2 separate regions of the Homo sapiens genome follow, and region 2 is linked to region 1. A link is a loop called in an ENCODE intact Hi-C map of the cell type or tissue named here. Cell type or tissue: Caco-2. All regions are shown on one strand. Each heading gives the region's core, and the rest is flanking DNA. Links, peaks and the distances in the headings are about the cores only. Region 1 holds the start of ZIC2 (Zic family zinc finger 2). Region 2 overlaps PCCA (propionyl-CoA carboxylase subunit alpha).

Region 1 (11,280 bases), core at 3,068-11,067:
TTCACATTGGTGTGAACGATGTTTAACAGGGGGCTTCGGTATGAGACTTAGGAATGTCATTTCTTTTATAAAACTGACAAGCAAACAAAGACAATGCTACCATCAAATTTCAAATGGACTTTTTCTTTAAGTTGCAATGAAGTTCAAATATGGGGAATTAAAGGCATGTGTGGAAACACAACGAAAAAATTTTAATAAACAGCAGTAACAAAATCTTCATCTCACTTTGGAAACGACGAGTCCTTTCACAATTTTTATGTCAAAGACTTAAAACATTTCAAGCCAACCAGGCAAAGGTTGATCGAGAGCTGTGCCATCTCTATGGATAGTTTATGGAGAAAGCATCATATTTGGAATTATCACTGTCATCGTTTCCTCTCTGAACATTTCCAATGAGTTTCCTTTATTTGAATTTCTTGGCAATAAGCATTAATTCTTGCAGTAATGGCAGCTTTGGGTTCAATCCTGCAGGTTATAAGTAAAAACAAAACAAAACAAAATGAATAAAGAAAGAAGAAAATAAACACAAGCTAGCCTTTAATATGGACTGTTGAGCATTTTTATTGTGCAATAAAATGGGTACCTCCACCCCCTTCAAAATAGCTTTTCGTCAAAATTATAACTGCTTTGTTTTATTGAATTGCTGAAATTTAATGGTTTAATGGGTGAAGGCATGAAGGAAAGGCTGTAAAAATGTGAATAATGGTGTAGCAGAGCCGTGCGGAATCTGGAACCCGCCTCCTTGTACAACTCTTGTTAAACACAGCGTGATATGTATCTGTCATCGATTTAATATGTCTTAATTCAAATATAGCTCCCTGATCAATTTCTTTTTATGGAAGCCTTAAAAAAGAAAAGACTTTCTTAGGAAATAATAGAGATTTGGGTAGCGATAGGAAAGAGGGATATTTACAAAGTGAGTTTAATGAATATTTGCAAATTTATGACCAAACCTAGACCCTAAAAAGATAATTGACTCAGGTAAATCGACTTGAGATGCTAATTCTTAAAAGAAAAGACTGGGAGCAAAATTTCAATCAACACCAATAAGGCGCCAATAAACCGCCTGCCAATTAAACCTGAGAATAGGCCTAGCTAGATGGTCATCAGGAAGGCTTGCAGTGGATTTCCGGGATTGCCTTTCTTTATAAAAGAGCTTTTTATTTTGTAGAAGCGCTTTTTGTTATTGTGATGACCCGCCTGACCCCAGGTGCGCTGTTTCTTTTTCAAGCTATTTGGGAGCCAAATCAAACCCCCTTAACATCCCAAGTTTCTGAAGACCCAATAATTCTGTCACACTTCCTAAATAAACACCAACAATTTCCAGGGCGCTGAAGGGAATAATAATACTAGTTTTAAAAGCAGGGGGCTGTGGAAGGCGTTATGCCAATTCTTCTGGGGGTTTGGCCCGCATATTTCGACGGTGGTGCTGGTCGTCAGGGCCAGTCCTCAAATCCATGCCCCTTTCTGCGTTTTGCAGCGGAGGTGCCTGCGTGGAGGCAGCAAAGTGGCAAGCCATGGAAATGTCCTTTCTGGAGTTAGCAAGGGCTCTTGCGGGGCGTGTATTTCCAGACCTCTAGGTTGCACCCCGAACCCCAACCTCCTTCCAACCCCAGACAAAGGCGCGAGTAGGTTGGGGAGGTGAGAGGCCCAGTAAATGGCCAGCTAACCAGAACCCAGGTTGGCTGAGTTAACCGCGCTCAGCTGCCTGGAGGCCACGGGACCCGATCTCTGGGGATGCTCGAGCTGGCGCTTGCGGCTTCCCGCTGCGCGTAGTGGGGGACTGAGGCTCCACCGCTCCCCCGGTGCCCTCTGTATGTCACCGAACACAGCCAAGTTTCCTGCGAGGGGTGTGGGCAATTAATAAACTCTAAGGGAAGTGAATTGGACATTTCCTGGCTTTTGAGCCTTTGTTTGATTGTTTCTGCAGGCGGAGGGAGGGGGATCTCGGGGACGGTGGGGTGGACAAGAAAGGAGCTGGGGGACCCACCGAACCGCCCTTTATTGCCCCTGCAATTGCTTTACGACTCGCTGGTCCCGCGTGGTTTCTGTGAGAGCGGCCTCCCTGCAGAAGGACTGGGTGTCGGCGGGTTTGGAGCATCTAGTGTCATTTAGGCCGCGCCAGGGGCGGGTTCAAGGGCGAATGGGGCACCCAAATTACTAGGGGAATCGAAGGACCTTTGAACCCCAGCCCAAGGGCGCCAATGGGTGCTTAACAGGCGCGGAAGTAGGGGGTTGCTAGCAGACACTGGAAAGGGCCTGATGGTCCACTGAGACCTTTCGTAAAAGCTAGGGCGGGGTGGGCAAAGGCACCGGCACAGCTGTATTTTAGTAGAGCTTCGCCAGGGCCGTAAGTGATGGTGACTTTGGGTTCAAGGGTTTTCCCAAATCAGGTTGGCCAGGCACTAGGCAGGGAGTTTCAGGGCAGCCTCTCCTGGCCGCCCGCCCCGTCTGCACGAGGCAGGGACCGGATCCCCCATCCCCACCTTCCGGCCTTGGCAACTCGCAATCTGACTTGCGTTGGGGGCTGCGACTGGCCCAAGGCCTTGGGGTGCTCAGAATCGCTCCGCAATTGGCAGCCCTCCCAGGGGCTCTCGGAGGGTTACTGCCCTCCTGAGGTGGCGCTGAGTCCTGAGGCTCCACGGATATGTGTGGAGCTAAAAGTATCCAGAAAAGTGCTTCTAATAGCCCTATCACACTTATGTAGACTTAATGAGGATGAAAAGGCAGAAGACTGGGGCTGTGTGGCCACGACTGATACGTTGGATTCTGTGGAGATTTGTTTTGTCTTGTTGTTTGTACAGTCATGAAGTGGGCCTATCCCATGTCCACCTCACCTTTGTGGTTGAAAGCCATTGAAAAACTATCACTCCCTTTACTTCCTTACTACTAAAGAATAAGTTCAATACAATTTGACTGTTATCAAATACTTTCATTTGGTTTGCAGTCATTTCTACCCTCAGAGATGGAGGTTGTTGGAGAAAGACCTTTGACCTACAGTTGACCATTAGGATTGACAATTTCTTGGGAAATGCATTATTGTTCTAAAATATGTTCCAGAAGGTCAAAACAACGACAGAACTCTCTTACATGTTCACAGTTCATATAACCACCCAATATTTATTTGTGTTGGCCCCTCGATGTGCTTCTCCTCCCCTTCATCTCTTATCCTTTAGGATGTTTTTGGATGGGAAATGAAGGAGAAGTAGAGTTTGTGCGGTTAAAAATAAAATCTCAAATTTCTTGGGTAGTTCCTCCCACTCCACACCCCTTCCAATATCTATACTTCAATATTTGAAGAAGCTGTTGAGATAAATCAAATAGTGACACGTTGATGGATTTACTTGTGTAAGCAATATGGTTGACATATGGCACTGTTATTTATGAATGACAGCATAAATTGTATTACAAAGTCTATTGCAATAATACTGCAGTTTATTGGAAAGCTGCTCGCCTGTCATCTGTATTCAATCTCTCTGGATATAGTTCGCCTGGGAGCCCAAAGGATAGGTCTTCAGAATAATTAAACACATTCACGTAAGCTAATGCCTCCTATTTTTTGTTGTTTGGTTTTGTTTGTTTTTCAGCAGTAGAATCACTCCCATCAGGAAGGAGAAGACAAGTAAGGACAATTAATTCTCTTCCTTTTGGAAAACCACAACCACTGACTATCACCATTGCAGGGGTAAAGGCCAGGGTGGTTGATGTCTTCTATTTTTTCTGAGTCCCTTTTGACAAATACACAAATATTTACATCCCTATCACTAAACTGCTGGTGAGCACATATTTTATATGGAGACTTTTTATAAGCCCAGTTACAGAACAGTAAATTTTAACTGTAGGAAGAAAAGACATTCTTTTAGCAAACTAGAGAGGGCCTTATCCTATCACAACCTCATTCAGCACCCCCACTTCTTAAAAATGGTATTTAAAAGTTACAACATTGGCTGAGATTTTCACAATTTCCCCTTCTTTTACATTACACTTCTCTAAAGCACTAACAAAGAACTTTTGTTCTAGGTGGATTTTATAGAGGGGGCTCCCGCACCACACATGTGGTCCTTCATGGGTCAGGGGTCACCCAGCCCAGGAGTGGCTGAGAAGGCGGAATCAAAGGTGCCTTGCAACTTAATATCCTGTTGATGATCTTGTTGAATTTATGAGTCTGTGATACAGATGATGGTGCTGGAATCCTATGAAATCCACCCCCCTGCTTTTTTTTTTTTTTTTTTGGTCACTTGTTTCTCTAATTTCTTCTCTCAACTCTTTCCCACTACCCCCGTTTCCACCTTCTTCCTTAAGAGGAAAATTACAAGTTTGAGTGGTGTGGCAACCGAGAGCTTCTGCTTTTCAATGTAAAGGTCAATTCTGTTTGCTTGTTCTTTGACTTCTCCTGTCCAGCAATGTATACCTATTTGTGTGTGAGGGTATAGTGTGTGCATACACGCTATATTTATGCATAGGTACACAAAACACACCCCATACCACAAAAGAACTCAGTCAACACTGTTCACAGAGGCCCACAAACCGCAACGAGGTGCTTTGGTTGATGGGCGCTCGGGTGTTTGGCGGGATTTTCTGGTTTTTGAAGACAACCCCAATTCTCCATCGCGCTGCCATTCCCTCTACTTGCCGAGAAATGAACACTGGCCCCCGCGGCCCTGAGCTGGATCCGCTCAAGCCCCGGCCTGCCGCCCAGTCGCACGCAGCCTCCGTAAGATTTCGGAAGCATAGTTTTGGGAAATTTACAAAGAGGGGACTTGTTTGCCGGATGGAGACAGTTGTGGGTCCTGCGGCCCTGACACTGCCACAGACGGGCCCTTCCAGAAACCTGTTGAAAAACTGAATTCACTCACACTGTGCATAACGCCGCTTGGCCGCTTTTTTCCTTCAGCCAAGGAACCCGAGTCTACTTTTAAGGCAGTAACTCTGAAAGCCTTTGCATGCTTTTTTTTTTCCCCTTGGTCTCTCTAGCTCTCTCTTCACTTTCCTTCCTTAAAAAAAAAAAGTCATGAAGTAAAGGGGTTTTGCGGTTTGTAGAGAAATAAAGCACTTCTGAGAAGGGACGGCGACGTGACTTTGAACTTGGCTCAGCTCTTCTGTGCCCTGCAGAGAGAGGAGAACTAGAGCCGGGAAAGAATAGCCAGGAGCGCCCAACCCGTAGGGTCTCCGGCGGGAATTAAGGCGTCCGCCCCACCGCCCGGCCGCGCGCGGCCCCTGGAATCCGGCGCGAGCGAGCGCCCAGCCGCGCGATCCCCAAACGCGGGAGCAGCAAAGGCGAAATCAAAGCGAAAGAGAGAATGGGTCAAAGAGGAGAGGGAGGGAGGACTGGGGAGGGGGTAAGACAGTGGGAAAGGAGGAAAACTTCGAAGTCTGATGGCCTGAAAGAAGGAAGGGAAGTGAGGTCTCTGCATGTGCAGGTCTGCTATTCTCATAACCAATCTCCAAGAAAACATTTTCCTTCGGAAATATTTTTGGAGTAAGCCCTTCCAAATACTCTCCTCTCGTGCTCGCCTCCCATTCCCATAAAAATTGATGAATAAAGCAAACAAGTGTGTAGTACAAAAATTGCACTAGGCAATTTTTAATGGATTCAACGTGGCAGGGCAGCCTTTCTGCCAAAGATGTTCTCTTTTCTCTCTGCGTCTATGTCTCAGGTCCCTTTAGGTCTAGGGGGCCAGTTTGGCTAGTGCCCTCCGCCCCCTTTTATGCACAGAGAGAGGGGTGTGGAAATGGGAACGTTTCCTCCTTTCAGGGAAGGTGAGAATCTCCATCTTCCAGGCAAACTGCCTTGCTTTCAGACAGGATGCCACAGCCTGCCTCCTTCTTGCACCCCCACCCCACCCCCAGGACAGGGAAGAATGGGACGGAGGGAGGGCACAGGGCTCCTTATGCAAGGGGCTGCGGCCAGCGCCAACCTGCAGAGACTCGCTTAAGCCGGGAGAGGCTGCCTGAGCCGGCGCAAGAGAGCCCGGGTTCTGCCAGCCATAGTGAGCTAGAGGATTCTTCCCGCGTTTTTGTTTATTTCATTTCAGAACATAATTCTGAAAAATTTATTATTTTCTCTTCGTTTAATTTTATTTCAACTCCTAGAGATTTATAAATAAAAGCAGTTCTCCAGGCCAGCCAGGAGAACACGCCCGAGGCGCTGGCCTCAGGCTGTCCCTTCACACCTCCGCAGCCTCTGGGCCCTCCGTTCCCTCTCTAGTTACCTCGGGAGCGCGAGATTTGGGCGGCGGGACAGGAAACGTCCGCAGCGGTCAGCCAGGCGCGGCGCCGGGAGCGGCCTCGCCGCTGGGCCACCGCCCGGGTGGTACTCCCTGCTCCTGGAGAAGGAGTGGATGGATATATATGCTTTCTAGAAGGTTTAAGCCCTGCCGTGTCTGACGGCTTCTTCTCCCGAGACCCTGAGCCTGACCCGCAGCCAAACTCCGGCCTGAGTCTCGCTTGGTCTCGGGCGTTCCCACACTTCTCAGCCCAAGGATGCGCGGCCCGGCTTCTGGGCATTTACCCTGAGGGTGACACTGTCTTTAAACGACTTCCGAACAACCCCCTTCCACGCAGGGGCCGCTGCCCAGTGTTTACTGCTGTAAACGGAGCAGGACGCAAGCGGCGGGTGGGGAGCTCAGCGCGCCGAGGGGCGGACGGGGACGCCGCGGGGGGCGGGGAAGGCGGTGTCTGGGTGGGCGTCCGGAGGGTGGGAAGAAGGGGCATGCCTGGCTTTCTCTGTGCCCACGGTCCTGCACCTGTGGTTTCAATGCCACAGAGCAAGTTTACAAAGGCGGGGTGAAAGTAGGGAGCGTGCCAAGCGGGCAGCAGACCAGCCCCCCGCCGCTCCTTGTGGCGCGCTCCCGGCGAGGCCCCGGGCCTGAAATGTCCCCGCGCGCAGAGCCTCCTGCCAGGCGACCCAGCTGTTAGCCACCTCTCGAGCGGCCTGGAGTGCTCGGGCCAGGCGTCCCCGGGGTTTTCGGTGTCCGCTGGGAGCTGCTCAGATCCCGGGGAAGTCGGTGGCCTACGCAGAAAGACTGGAGCGCTGGGTTGCCTCCCATTCCTGACCCGGCTGAGGGCGCCCTGACCCCGCGGCCCGGGCCCGCGTCCGAGCCACGCTGGACGCCCGGCTCCCGGGAGCGCCGCGGTCGGCCAGGACTAGAAGCCGCGGCGCCGAGGTCTCGGGAGAAGCGCGGCAGGATGGCAGGCCGGGCCCACGGGCACGTTCGGCGGCTGCCTGAGCCGGCAGCAGCTCAGGGAGCGCGAGGACTGAGGGGCGGGCCCGGCAGCGGGGCGGGGGCGCGGGACTGACTAGGCCGCGGCGGCCAATCGCGGCGCCGGGAGGGCGGGCGGGGCGGGAGCCGCCGTTAAAGGGGCGGTTTGACCGGGGGGGCCCGGCCTCGAGCTGGAGGGAGGGAGGGAGGCCGGGGCGGGAGACTAGGGGGTGCGGGGGGAGGGGAGAGGAAAAGGAGGAGACAAAAAATAAAAAATAAAAGGCTGCCGCTGCAGCGTTGGCGGCGCCCATCGAAATCAACGGAGGCGGTGGCGAACGCAGCCCACCGCAGCCGAGACCTGGGAGCCCGCCTGGGCCTCACACTCCCTCGGGTCGCGGACTGCGCTGGGTCCACGCGGCGCGGTCACTAGTTCCGGGCCCAGCGCCCAGGCCCGACCGGCGGGAGGGAGGAGGCGAGCGAGAGATCACTTTTTTATTGTTGTTATTGTTTTTCAGCCCAGCCTCCCCCTCCTCCCCTCCCCCTGCTCGCTTTCTCCCCTCCCACATCCCCCTCCCCCCTACTCCCCCGCCTCCTCCTCCGGCACAACTTAAAGAAAGGGGGAGCGGCGCGGCTGCTGCCTTCATCTGGGGAAATTCGTGGCCACTGCAAGTTTACTACGCGAGGCGCAGCCAATGCCAAGCGCCGAGGCCGAGGAGGGCTAAACACTGCGGCCGCGGCTCCGAACAATAACCGCCGCGCGCGGGGCGGCGCGAGTAGGGCCGCGGGGGAGGGAGCTGTCGCCGCAGAGCGCCGCGGAGAGGACGCCTGGACTCCGCCTGCCGCCCCGGCGCCCCCGCCGCGGTCAGGTGGAGCCGCTGGTGCGCTGGCCCCGGGTGCCGAGCGCGGAGCTCGCCTCGGTCCTCTCCTCGCCCGTCTGCCTGGCGTGCGCACGGCCGCCGCGGTTGTGACTGCATTCTACCGGCGCTGCTCGGTGCGGCCGGGCTCCGGGTCCGCTGGGCGTGCGAGTGAGTGTGTGCGTGCGCGCGCGGGTGCGCGCAGGGGTGGGGGCTGCGGCGCGGCGCTCGCCCCCCGGTAGCCCCCCTCTCCTCTCGGCTCCCCACACCTCCCTCCGGCTCCCTCCTCCCGCCCGCCCTCCCCTGCCCTGCCCGCCCGCCCCCGCCGCAGCTCCTTTAATACACTTTGGTTCTCCGCCTGGCTTTGGACTCTTCTCCTCCTCCACCTCCTCCTCCTCCTCCCGCGCCGCCGCCTCCTCCTCCTCTTCCTCTCCGCGCCTTCGCTACGCGCCCGGCCGCCCGAGGCAGATCCAGGCGGCGGCGGAGGCGGCGGGCGCAGGAGAGCGGCTCCCAGGGCTGAAGTGGCCGCCACCACCGCCGCCTGCGCCTGGAGCCCGGTGGCCGCCGGACGCACCGCGCGGATCGGGAGCGGGAGTCGAGGCGGCGCGGAGGCGCAGGGCTCGCAGGGGCGGGCGGGCGCGCTGGCCATGCTCCTGGACGCGGGTCCGCAGTTCCCGGCCATCGGGGTGGGCAGCTTCGCGCGCCACCATCACCACTCCGCCGCGGCGGCGGCGGCGGCTGCCGCCGAGATGCAGGACCGTGAACTGAGCCTGGCGGCGGCGCAGAACGGCTTCGTTGACTCCGCCGCCGCGCACATGGGAGCCTTCAAGCTCAACCCGGGCGCGCACGAGCTGTCCCCGGGCCAGAGCTCGGCGTTCACGTCGCAGGGCCCCGGCGCCTACCCCGGCTCCGCTGCGGCTGCCGCTGCGGCCGCAGCGCTCGGGCCCCACGCCGCGCACGTTGGCTCCTACTCTGGGCCGCCCTTCAACTCCACCCGGGACTTCCTGTTCCGCAGCCGCGGCTTCGGGGACTCGGCGCCGGGCGGCGGGCAGCACGGGCTGTTCGGGCCGGGCGCGGGCGGCCTGCACCACGCGCACTCGGACGCGCAGGGCCACCTCCTCTTCCCGGGCCTGCCAGAGCAGCACGGGCCGCACGGCTCGCAGAATGTGCTCAACGGGCAGATGCGCCTCGGGCTGCCCGGCGAGGTGTTCGGGCGCTCGGAGCAATACCGCCAGGTGGCCAGCCCGCGGACCGACCCCTACTCGGCGGCGCAACTCCACAACCAGTACGGCCCCATGAATATGAACATGGGTATGAACATGGCAGCAGCCGCGGCCCACCACCACCACCACCACCACCACCACCCCGGTGCCTTTTTCCGCTATATGCGGCAGCAGTGCATCAAGCAGGAGCTAATCTGCAAGTGGATCGACCCCGAGCAACTGAGCAATCCCAAGAAGAGCTGCAACAAAACTTTCAGCACCATGCACGAGCTGGTGACACACGTCTCGGTGGAGCACGTCGGCGGCCCGGAGCAGAGCAACCACGTCTGCTTCTGGGAGGAGTGTCCGCGCGAGGGCAAGCCCTTCAAGGCCAAATACAAACTGGTCAACCACATCCGCGTGCACACAGGCGAGAAACCCTTCCCCTGCCCCTTCCCGGGCTGTGGCAAAGTCTTCGCGCGCTCCGAGAACCTCAAGATCCACAAAAGGACCCACACAGGTAACCGCGGGCTGGGACAGGGACCAGGCGCGGAGGGGAGACACGCACAGGCTGAGACTCAGGCTGTGGGTGCCGACGCTGGGCGCAGACCGCCAGCCGGGGACCTGGGATGGGAGGTGTTTTTGCGTGTACGAAAGAGCCAGCAGCTTGTTTCTGTTGGACGATGACAATATTATTGGGCTAGGTTTTTCCATGTGCGGAAATCGAGTTTTGAATGATTAGCCTCACATCAAATGTATGCTTGGGTCATGCAATTGCTTCGTTTGCTCAGCCCCGGTTAATAATTTCCGTTTTAAGTAGAAAGCACAAAATAAAACTGCTCGCTAATTCGGTGCCCGGGAAGCGAGCCTAGAGAGGATTTTGCCAGCTTGTCTGAATGTGCTTTTCTGCTCGGAGTGTATGTCTGTCTGAGTGGTTTGTGTGTTTTCCCACTTCTTTTACTCGGGGTCCAAACGCCCTTCCCGGGACTGTTTCCCATGAAATGAGTCTGGTGTGAGCCGAAGCTGTAATGCGTTTCTCATTTTTAAAGTGTTTTTAAAGCCCGTCTCGGGGTGGGTCGCGGGGGCTTTACTGTGGTTTCGCAGCAGTTTGTGAAATTCTCTAATGGGCACCACAGAGTTTGCGATTCCCAACTTGGACCCAGGTCAGCTAGAGCCCCAGGTCAGCTAGAGCCCCAGGCAGCGCGGCCCCGCGGGGGGATCGCGTGAGAAGAGAGAGCCGCAAAAGAACGCGCCTCCCGCCTCATAGATTATTCATCTATGACCAGGTCTCAGCCAAAATCGTGCCAGACGATTTCCTAAAAGAAAGCCAAATGTTTTAGCAACTTCCCCCGTCAATATTTACTCCGAAGTGGGGATGCGCCAGCGGCCTATTGTTCTCTTCCGGGAAGGGAGGGAGCCGAGGTGCGAGACAAGCTTTTAACAAGGTTTAAAATTTGAGAAATTTATTTGCATGAAATGCTCGCTTTCGAGTCCTGTGTCTGAGCGGATGTCTTTAAGAAACAATTTAGGTGCTAATGGAATTTAACGTTAAACGGTCCCCTTTCCAAGTGGAACGACGTTTGAGTTCTCGCACCTCTAAATGACTCCAAGCATTTGGAATTCTGGCAACAGGATGCAGAGACAGCCAGAAAATTAAACGGGGAGGTTTTGAAAGGCTTTGCTGACTCCCCCAACCCTCGCCCACCAGCTTGTGCCTCTCCGCAGTCACTAGATGCTGCCTTATCTCTAATATTTACCTTTTCTTCAACTTATTTTTTTAAAGACGGGAGGTGAGACTAGAATTGTGGTTAATTCAATTTGCAGAATTTTGGATGAAAAATACTGGCTCAGTCACTCTCCACAGCCCGGCCCCCAAACAACACGTAGCAACTCCAAATGTAATTGCTTACTGGCCCTGGCGAGAAACCGACAGCAGCCCAGCAGCCTGTGTGATTTTGATAATGCCCCAAATATTTTGTCATAATAACAGCTTCTCCGTGGCGAGAGCAACTTGTTAGAAGC
Region 2 (11,280 bases), core at 1,881-9,880, 120 kb after region 1:
CAAGAAGTAGTTAGCATTCATTCATTCATTTGTCTAGAGATCTAGCTCTTTACTCAGAAAGTGTTTGTGGAGCATTTTCTAAGTTCCAGGTACTATGGCACGTACAGAGGAGAGAAAAAGAAATTAAAACATATTCCCTAACTATGTCCCAGGTGCAGAGAGGCTAAGGAATAAAAGATTGATGAGGCCAGGTGTGGTAGCTCACGCCTGCAATCTCAACCCTTTGGGAGGCCAAAGTGGGAGGATTTCTTGAGCTCAGGAGTTTGAGACCAGCCTAGGCAACATAATGATACCACCCCCACCCCCGGCTATCTCTACAAAATAAAATAAAATAAAATAAAAATTAGCTGGGTGTGGTGGCACGTGCCTGTGGTTCTAGGTACTTGGGAGGCTGAGGAGGGAGGATCACTTGAGCCCAGGAGGTCAAGGCTGCAGTGAGCTGTGATCACACCAATGTACTACAGCCTGGGTGACACAGCAAGACCCTGTCTCAAAAAAAAGTCTGGGCACGATGGCTCATGCCTGTAATCCCAGCACTTTGGGAGGCCGAGGCAGGCAGATCACCTGAGGTCGGGAGTTCAAGACCAGCCTGACCAACATGGAGAAATCCCGTCTCTACTAAAAATACAAAATTAGCCGGGCATGGTGGCGCATGCCTGTAATCTCAGCTACTTGGGAGGCTGAGGCAGGAGAATCACTTGAACCCAGGAGGTGGAGGTTGCAGTGAGCCGAGATTGCACCACTGCACTCCAGCCTGGGCAACAAGAGCGAAAATCTGTCTCAAAAAAAAAAAAAAAAAAAAAAGATTGGTGAAAGAATTTGAAAAGATCTTTGATCTTTAATGAGAATAATTTTAGTAGCATGGTAAAGTGTTATATACAAAAAATACTGCTTTTGACAACACTCTTGAATAGTTGAAGCAAAATTATATTTTTTGAAAGATAAGCATATTGCATAACTTTCAAAAATTAGTTTCTTTATTTTAAATGCCTATTGACATTTTCGTTAGAAAAAACCCCACAAACTGATGGGATCAACCTAATAAGATCAAAATAAAAGTGAATTTAAAGAATGTTGGAAGATACAGTTTTGTGATTTCATTCACAAAACCTAATACAGCATCCATGTGGCATACTCTCTTTGGTATTGTTTGTTTGTTTTTGAGATAGAGTCTCATGTTGTCCAGGCTGGAGTTCAGTGGTGTGATCTCCGCTCACGGCAACCTCCGCCTCCGGGGTTCAAGTGATTCTCCTGCCTCAGCCTCCTGAGTAGCTGGGATTACAGGCATGTGCCACCATGCCCAGCTAATTTTTATATTTTTAGTAGAGACGGGGTTTCACCATGTCGGCCTGGCTGGTCTTGAACTCTTGACCTCAATTGATCCGCCTGCCTCGGCCTCCCAAAGTGCTGGGATTACAGATGTGAGCCACCGTGCCTGCCCTCTCTTTGGTATTATTTATTCAAGAAACCTTTGGTTTCCTAGAGCTGCTGTACAAATGACCATGGACCTGGTGGCTTAAAACAACAAATTCATTCTCCCACAGTACTAAAGGCCTGAAGTCTGAAATCAAGGCATGAGCAGGGCCATGCTTCGCCTGAAGGCTCTAGGGGAGAATCCTTTCTTGCCTCTTTGAGCTTCTGGTGGCTGCATTCATTCCTTGGCTTGTGGCTGCATCACTCCAGTCTCTGCCTCTGTCTTCACATGGCTGCCTTCTCCTCCTCCTTCTTGTGCGTCTTTCCCTCTCATTCTTTTATAAAGACACTTTTCATTGGATTTAGGGCCATGACAAGATCTAGGATGATTTCATCTCAAGATCCTTCACTTTGTTGTATTGGCAAAGACACTTTATCACAGGTTCCAGGACGTGGACACATCATTTTAGGGGCTATCGTTCAATTCACCTACACGTAGTATGTGTCAGACACTACTTAGAGCTGGGAATATAATTGTGACTGTTTCTGCTCCCATTGTGGTTACATTTGAGTAAGGAGACTGTGCTCGTATAAATAGAAAAGTTCAGAGAGTGAGAAGTGCTCTCGAAGGAAAAAGATAGGTTAATGGGATAGAGAGTGGTAGTGGTGCTGAGTTGGGGATGTTACCTAATGAGACCATGGGGGACATTTCTGAGCATGTGGCATTTGGACAGGAAACTGAGCCAGCCAGCCATGTGACTATATGGGGGCCTAGCATTGCAGACCAAGGAGTGCCAGGGCAAAAGCTCTGAGGGGAGATTGCATTTGGCATAATTAAGGGATGAATGTGGCTGCTGTGGTTGGAGTGAACTGAATGAGGGGGTGATCTTAGGAGATGAGGGAGGAGGAGTGGGTAGGCGGGACAGAGTCATCAGGGGCTTGTATTTGGAATTTAGTAATGAGAGTCCAGTTGGAGGCATTTAAGCACATTGAATTTATGTTTGGAAAAGACGTTTGTGACTAGTACGTAGCGAATGTCTTAGTAGGGGTGGGAGTAGGATTGGGGACTGGGGTGGGAAGAGTGGAAACAGAGAGACCCATCAGGAAGCTGTTGTAGAAGACCAAGCTAGAGATGATGGTAACTTGTGCTAGGGCACTGGAGTTGCTGAGAACTGGTCAGACTTGGAATGTATTTTGGAGCTAGAGCCAGTATCTTGCTGTGGGGTTTGAAGGCAGATACAGATGTACCTCATATCTTGGCTTTATTGACCCTGCAGATACTGCTTTTTTTTTGTTGTTTTTACAGATTGAGGGTTTGTGGCAACCCTGCTTTGAGCAACTGTATTGGTGTCATCTTTCCAATAGCACATACTTACTTGGTGTCTCTGTGAAACATTTTGATAATTTTTTCATTATTACTATGTCTGTTATGGTGATCTGTGATCAGTGATCTTCGATATTCTTATTGTAAATATTTTGGGGTGCCGTGAACCACGCCCATATAAGTTGGAGAAACATAATTGATAAATGTGTGAGTTTTGACTTCTCCAAGCAGTTATTCCCCTATGTCTCTCCCTCTCCTCAGGCTTCCCTAATTCTCTGAGATACAACAATATTGAAATTAGGCCAATTAATAATCTTCTAAGCGTTCTAGTGAAAGGAAGAGTCACACATCTCTCACTTTGAATCAAAAACTAGAAATCATTAAGCTTAGTGAGGAAGGCCTGTCAAAAGCCAAGATAGACTGAAAGTTGGGCCTCTTGTGCCAAATTGTAAATGCAAAGGAAAAGTTCTGGAAGGAAATTAGAAGTGCTACTCCAGTGAGCGCACAACTGATTAAAAAAAGTGAAACAGCTTTATTGCTGATATGGCGAAAGCTTTAGTGGTTTGGATAGAAGATCAAACCAGCCACAACATTTCCTTAAGCCATAGCCTAATCCAGCGCAAGGTCCTCGCTTCAGTTCTGCGAAGGCTGAGAGAGGTGAGGATGCTGCAGAAGAAAACTTGGAAGCAGAGGTTGGTTCATGGGGTTTAAGAAAAGAAGTGAGGCCGGGCGCAGTGGTTCACACCTGTAATCCCAGTACTTTGGGAGGCCGAGGCGAGTGGATCACAAGGTCAAGAGATTGAGACCATTCTGGCTAACATGGTGAAGGATCAGATGATTGTTAGCATTTTTGAGCAATAACTGTTTTGAACAATAATTAATTGGACCTGAACCTACAGTATCTGTAAGGTATGTACAAACAGGGAAAGGAAGGAATTAAGAGTGACTTTTGAAGGGTAGACACACAAGGTCGCTATTGTGTGATTTTGTGTTTATATGCAGTCTCCAGAATAGACTGATCCATGAAGACAGAAAGTAGATTAGTGGTTGCCCAGGGCCTGGAGGAGAGGGGATGGGAGTGACTGCGAATAGTTAAGGGTTGTCTTTTTGGGGTGATAAAAAATGTCCTGGAATCAGTAGCCATCATGGTTCCATGCCTTGTGGATATACTAAAAACCACGGAGTTGTATACTTTTTTAAAAGGGTGAATTTTATGGTATGTGAATTACATCTCAATTAAAAAATAAAAGAATGGTCCGGGTGCAGTGGCTCACACCTGTAATCCCAGCACTTTGGGAGGCCGAGGCAGGTGGATCACCTGAGGTCGGGAGTTCGAGACCAGCCTGACCAACATGAAGAAACCCCATCTCTACTAAAAATACAAAATTAGCCAGGCATGGTGGCACATGCCTGTAATCCCAGCTACTCGGGAGGCTGAGACGGGAGAATTGCTTGAACCTGGGAGGCAGAGGTTGCAGTGAGCCAAGATGGCACCACTGCACTCCAGCCTGGCGACAGAGTGAGACTCCGTCTCAAAAAACAAACAAACACAAATCTTCGAATACTTATGTTAACAAAGTAAAGCAAAGAGGCCAAGGTGGGAGGATCACTTGAGGCCAGCAGTTCAAGACCAGCCTGGGGAAAATAGTGAGAACCCCCCAGCCGCCCAGTCTCTACAAAAAATAAAAAAATTAGTGGGGCATGGTGACATGCATCCATAGTCCCAGCTATTCAGGAGGCTGAGGTGGGAGGATTGCTTGAATGCAGGAGTTCAAGGCTGCAGTGAGCTATGATCCTATCACTACACTTCAGTCTGGGCAACATAGTGAGATCCTGTCTCAAAAAAAAAAAGTACAATGAAGCTAGGTGTGGTGGCAGGGATGTGTAGTCTCAGCTACTTAGGAGGCTGAGGTGGGAAGATCATTTAAGCCTAGGAGTTAGAGGCTGCCATGGGCTATAATTGTGCCTGTGAGTAGTCACTGCAGTCCAGCCTGGGCAAACATAGTGAGACCCCCATCTCTTAAAAAAACAAAAAAAGTAAAATAAGGTGAAATTAATATATTTTACTTAATATATTCAAATATTCAAAGTATTATTTGAATATGTAAATGTAAAAATTCACTAATGAGGTCTTTTACATTTTCTGGGTACTAAGTTTTCAAAATCCAGTGTGTAGTTTACTCTTAGAGCACATCTGAATGTGGCTCGTGGCTGCCATATTGGATGGAACAGCTCTAGGGCACAGATTGTGCTACTAATCAAGTCCCACCTTGAGGTGCTGGGACTGGCCTTTTGAATGCAGTGTTAGTCAGCCCTTGGCCAGGCAGGGTCGGGGGAGCTCTCAGGCTTGATGGAGAGCTGTATAGTTGAGGAACATGGTCGAGATGAGGGTGCAGGTGTGAGCCGTTAGTTGTCAACACAGCAGTTAGAGAGGATCTGAGTGGCCACTGACAACATCTGCTACAGCGGGATGGGGAAGAATGGCCTGGCGGAAGAGTCAAGGGTGGGATGATGGAGCTCTAGAGTTGACATGTATAGTTTCCTGGTGCTTGAGCTTAGTACAGAGGCAGAGCCCAGAGAATCTTGAGTCTTGAACATCTCTCTCAAATATTAGGTGTTCAACTTGGCTTTTGGCAGACACTGAAGATTGGAATGGTCTCTAAGATCCTGAAGACTAAATAGTCTATTTGAAAGAAAAGCTGTGCTTCCAGGAAAAAGCCAGACCTAATTAAGTGTCTTCAGAGAAGGGCATGGGCTCTGTTACAATGCATGATGAAATACCGTGTCATAATACATGGATAAGACCTTCACCTGGAATTTTAGAGATGAAGCAAGATGAAGTAAACTAATGTTTACTTTGACCTTGGTGAGATCATTTTATAGCTCCATTAACCCAGTTTTGAGGATAGTTTCTTCTTTGAAGCAGAATGCATTCTGATAATGAATTTATCTCATAATGAGTTATTTAGTATTATTCATCTGAATGCTACTGCGGGTATGTTAACAACAGTAGTTTTGGTTTTGGCAGAAATAGTGTTCAGATTGTTCTTTAAGATATTTGCCAGTGGATTTACCAGTTTTAACTGCCACGTGAGGCCACATCTTGCTTATGAAAGTAGGTGCTATCTAATCTTTTTTTTTTTTTTTTTTTTGAGATGGAGTCTTGCTCTGTCACCCAGACTGGAGTGCAGTGGCGTGATCTCGGCTCACTACAACCTCTGCCTCCCGGGTTCACGCCATTCTCCCGCCTCAGTCTCCCGAGTAGCTGGGACTACAGGCGCCTGCCACCACACCCGGCTAATTTTTTGTATTTTTCGTAGAGACAGGGTTTCACTGTGTTAGCCAGGATGGTCTCAATCTCCTGACCTTGTGATCCACCTGCCTCGGCCTCTCAAAGTGCTGGGATTACAGGCGTGAGCCACTGTGCCCAGCTGGTGCTATCTAATCTTAAGAAAGGATTTTTTTCCAGCCACTGCAAACAGGATTTGTTTCCCTGTTTGCAGTGGCTGGAAGGCATGCATCCAGTTTGTCTAAAAGCCTACCATTTCCCCCGCTTTTTGTGTAAGTTATTGTGTGCTGATGATAATATATGCAAGACTGTGCTAGCCATGTTAGACATTCTCATTTAATCCTCATAGCAGCATTATGACCTAGATAAGTACTATTATTATCCCCAGTGTACAAATGAAGAAACTTTCTATATATCTAGGAAATGTCAGAGCCAAGATTTGAATCCAGGTCAGAATCTGAGTCTAGACCAGAACTCTTATTGACTATATTATTCTCTAATGGTAATTCCCAAGTGGTTCTGGTATAATTTTAAGAAAGAAGGTGACAGTTACATATTTGGATTTAGTTTTCATGTAAAACCTTACATTTTTTGGCACTTTACTGTTTATAAAAACTCATTTGATCCTTTTAATAACTCCCTAGGAAATCAGGGAGGTGTCATCACCTACATTTTGTAGATGGAAACGGGGGCCCAGAGAAATGATTAGCTCAATGACTCACAGCTGAGAGTTGACCCAAGTCTTGTGACTCTGAGGGTCAATGCCACTTCCTATGTGCCAAGCCATTTTCAGGCATTTCTTTTCTATGTGTGGAAAATACAGGAAATCATTATTCCTGTGGGAGAGAACCAGTGGCAATATGTTACTGGGGAGTCATTTTGCACACGCTGACCTCTCTCATTTTGGCTGTGATTGGCTAGCCTTTATAAACAGAATTGATTAAAGTTCTTTCTCAGAACCTTTGTTGCTAGGAAATACCTTACAAAGAATTTTGGACTGGGCGTGTAGCCAGTTTGTTACATGCTTAACAAAAACAACAAACGTTAAAATTCTGTGTAGAGGTCCAAATTAGCAGACTTCTTCAAACGTTTTCCTTCATTTAGAAAATAAACTTTATGTTGTGGCTTTACACAAATGGTCTGAGTGTTGACCTGATTCTTCATTTTTGACCTTCCATGAATGTCTCCCAGGAGGAAACAGGAACAGAGCCTTTATGGGGCTCATTCCAAACCAGTTCAGACTTGTCGTGGGAATGGTTCACATTGGTAGTTGTTCTGTTATAGTTGTGTTTGCTTGTACGAGTTCTACTTCTTCTTTTTTTTTTTTTTGTTGAGACAGTGTTTCGCTCTTTTTGCCCAGGCTGGAGTGCAACGGTACAAACTTGGCTCACTGCAACCTCGGCTCACTGCAACCTCCGCCTCCCGGGTTCAAGCGATTCTCCTGCCTCAGCCATCCGAGTAGCTGGGATTACGGGCATGCACCACCATGCCCAGCTAATTTTGTATTTTTAGTAGAGATGGGGTTTCTCCATGTTGGTCAGGCTGGTCTCGAACTCCCAACCTCAAGTGATCTGCCCGCCTCAGCCTCCCAAAGTGTTGGGATTACAGGCATGAGCCACCGTGCCCGGCCCGAGTTCTACTTCTAGTTACTGGGTAACCGGGAGGCATCTATGCTTTTTACAGCTTTAGGCCACATTATTACAAGTTCACATGTGTGCAAGCTCTGTGGAACAATATCATATCTTTGAGTAGATATTAGTGTTTATCTGGGAATTGCCACTGTTTTTCTTATCTAGAAATAAAAAATTTCAGAAAGCTCTTGACCAATCTGTGGTTAAATCTTATAACCATTACAGCCTCAGCCTGTGACCTTTGAAAAGTTAAAGTCCTTGGGACTCAACTTTGTCATAAAATTGGGGATAATACTCTTGTAACTCACAGTTATGCTTGAAGGAATATATGAGAGATAGTCTTGATCTTTAATAGGGACACAGTAATAATTTCCCGTTCACAGTTCCTTCTTGTTCTTGGTCTTTTACTTGGTAAAGGTTTTATTTTATAAACTATATCTTTTTGTATCTTTTACCTCCACTTTTATACAGAGATTACATTTTTTAAATTAATTAAATAATTAATTAATTTTTTCTGAGGAGTTTCGCTCTTGTTGCCCAGGCTGGAGTGCAATGGCAGGATCTAGGCTCACAGCAACCTCCACCTCCTGGGTTCAAGCAATTCTACCTCAGCCTCCTGAGTAGCTGGGACTACAGGTGTGTGCCACCATGCCCCGCTAATTTTTTTGTGTGTGTTTTTAGTAGAGACGGGATTTCGCCATTTTGGCCAGTCTGGTCGCAAACTCCTGACCTCAGGTGATCCACCTGCCTTGACCTCCCAAAGTGCTAGGATTACAGGCATGAGCCATGGTGCCCGACTCTTTAAAAAATAGTTGTACAAATTTTTCAGTTCATTTAAAAATGTTGCTATAAGAACATTTTGTTTCTTATTTGAGTCGTTATCATCTTAGAAAGTTCTAAGAGGTGGTACCTGTTGGTTGCCTTTTGCTGGTTTTTTTCCTCCATTTTTTTCCTTCTAGCTTTAACAGTGACTACTGGGAAGTTCTCTCTCTGTCTCTGTCTGTCTCTCTGTATCTCTCTATCTCTTTTCTTTTTCTCCTTTCTTTTCTCTCTTTTCAGTGGGGTCTTGCTCTGTTGCCTAGGCTGGAGTACAGTGGTGTGATCTTGGCTCACTGCCACCTCAAACTCTGGGGCTCAAGTAATACTCCCACCTCTGCCTCCTGAGTAGCTGGGATTCCAGGCTGTACCACCGTGCCTGGCTTAGTCACTTTTCTTAATGTTTTTAAGCATTAAGATACGCTTTCTTCACAAACAGTTCAATGAATGAGAAATATCCTTGATTACTGATATTGCTTTTTCATATTTATCAGCCAAACCACTTCTGTACCAGAAAATGTGAAATAAGAAATCATGCTGAAGACATCAGCAAATATAAAAAGAATATTTTATTATGTTCTGGCCACTGTTAAATTTGAAGCTCCTTGAGACCAAGACTCTCGTTTTGTGTTTTTAAAAGTTCTGTGTGGTCTGTGACATTTCTGACCCTGCTCTATCCTTTTGAATGATCAGAAAGGCTTTCTTCAAATTTGCTTGGCCCCTCGACAATTCTTGTTTTGCTTTTCTGGAGATCGTTTTGATGCTTTTGGTTTCTCTTACATACCAAGGGGCTGTGTCTGTAGATATGATTTCCCTTTTGTAATTATATTTATGGTATATTGCCTAGAACTACATTTATTGATCAGACACGTTCGCTAGAACCTAACTGGAAGAAATATCCTGAAAAAATGTTCTAAAGCCCATCAAGTATTTGCAATTTATTTTGCTTTCCTTTTTTTGTAGCATGTTCTGTACTATTCAAGACAGTGCTTAATGGTGTCCCGTAATCTTGGTTCAGTGGGATATGATCCTAATGAAAAAGTAAGTATTTAAAAGATATTCTCAACAACTAAATTAAACTTATCATGGTTTTACTTTCTCGTCTCCACACTGTGTTCAGTGGACAGATGAGATTTTGTTAAGGCTGTGTGGTCATTGATCACTCTAGCATTGTGTGTTTCTATAGGTGCTCAGTCTTTAGGTATTCTGTTTTTCATTGTGGGCCACAGTCTGAATCTTTTTAATTTTGTATTTATATCTTTAGCAAAAATTGAATGCATTTACAATGTGTTTCCTTTGTTTCCAGCAGAATAACTAAGAAAACATTTGTTCTTAAAGACTGGGCATTTGAGAGATTTAATTAAACTATTGAGTTTTTCTTTCATTTACTTAATACTTTTTTTTTTTTTTGAGATGGAGTCATGCTCTATCACCCAGGCTGGAGTGCAGTGGTGTGATCTAGGCTCACTGCAACCTACGCCTCTGGGGTTCAAACAATTCTCCCACCTCAGCCTCCTGAGTAGCTGGGATTACAGGCGCCCACCACTGCACCTGGCTAACATTTATATTTTTAGTAGAGATGGGGTTTCACCATGTTGGCCAGGATGGTCTCGAACTCCTGACCTCAGGTGATCCACCTGCCTCAGCCTCCCAAAGTGCTGGGATTTCAGGCATGAGCCACCGTGCACCTGGCCTCATTTACTTAATATTTATATTATTTATTTATTTATTTGTGAGATGGAGTCTTGCTCTTTTGCCCAGGCTGGAGTACAGTGGTGTGATCTTAGCTCACTGCAACCTCCGCCTCCCGGCTTCAAGAGATTCTCCTGTCTCAGCCTCCTGAGTAGCTGGGATTACAGGTGCGCCCCACCACGCCCGTCTAATTTTTGTGTTTGTAGTAGAGACAGGGTTTCACCATGTTGGCCAGGCTGGTCTCAAACTCCTGACCTCAGGTCATCCGCCTGCCTCGAGCTCCCAAAGTGCTGGGATTACAGGCGTGAGCCACTGTGCCCGGCCTATATGATTCATTTAGATTGAAGGTAATTTTGTGTATTATAAATTTCAGGACAAGGGGTTTCTAATTAAAATGCTATTACAATAATGTTTGAGCCTTGTAGGGACTAGAAGAAGTGATTGGAAATAAAATATGGTTTCATGCCTTCATGGCAATGAAGGCATCGAAGTGGGCGGGAGTTTTGGTTAAGAAGGGATTGTTCAAGGTGAGTGTCATCAAAATACAACTGACAGGAATGATTATTTGAGAATGACATGTCTGAGGTATCTTCTGAATCATGTGCTGAAGTGCGCAATACTGCTTTCCAGATTCTTTTGAATCTGGAGGCCTGGAGGAAGAAAGAGTCTACATATCTTCAGTTCAGTAGAAATACAATGTGAAACACAGTTGCAGGGTGATATGGTTTGGCTCTGTCCCCATCCAAATCTCATCTCGACCTGTAATCCCCATGTGTTGAGGGAGGGAGGTGATTGGATCATGGGGGCAGTTTCTTCCATGTTTTTCTCATGACAGTGAGTTGGTTCTCACAGGATCTTAAGATCTTACAAGTGTTTGGAAGTTCCTCCTTTGCACTACTCTCCCCTGCTGCCTTGTGAAGAAGGGTCCTGCTTTCCTTCTGCCATGATTGTAAGTTTCCTGAAGTCTCCCCAGCCATGCGGAACTGGGAGTCAATTAAACCTTTGTTTATAAATTACCTAGTCTTGGGTAGTATCTTCATAGCAATGTAAAAACCAATTAATACACAGGGCAAATGTGATTTTCAATTTTCCTTTTTATTTTTTATTTTTGAGAT

What was found. Hi-C counts contacts between places; a loop is a spot of excess contacts. Peaks named below come from ENCODE experiments on the same cell type or tissue, not always from the same donor. Only the 100,000 strongest peaks of a DNase experiment are listed, where the experiment ranks them.
Region 2: it touches region 1 in a loop (12-fold over the local background); 12 of 110 quality-filtered maps call a loop at or near these places.

The regions. Positions count from the first base shown.
Region 1 is chr13:99,973,362-99,984,641 of GRCh38, forward strand. ZIC2 (Zic family zinc finger 2) reads left to right here and starts at 8,423. Exons shown (of 3, transcript NM_007129.5): 1 at 8,423-9,778. The coding sequence starts at 8,704. RefSeq lists enhancers at 853-1,395, 1,396-1,936, 5,462-5,971, 10,181-11,280 and silencers at 7,005-7,254, 8,083-8,212. In Caco-2, for the core only: no CTCF peak of the experiment used is centred there; DNase peaks (open chromatin) are centred at 7,256 and 8,476; H3K4me3 peaks cover 3,608 bases; H3K27me3 peaks cover 1,062 bases.
Region 2 is chr13:100,093,447-100,104,726 of GRCh38, forward strand. It overlaps PCCA (propionyl-CoA carboxylase subunit alpha), which reads left to right. Exons shown (of 24, transcript NM_000282.4): 2 at 9,437-9,514. Among named protein-coding and RNA genes, the nearest start is that of PCCA, 10 kb to the left of the region's middle. RefSeq lists an enhancer at 6,709-7,003. In Caco-2, for the core only: no CTCF peak of the experiment used is centred there; no DNase peak of the experiment used is centred there.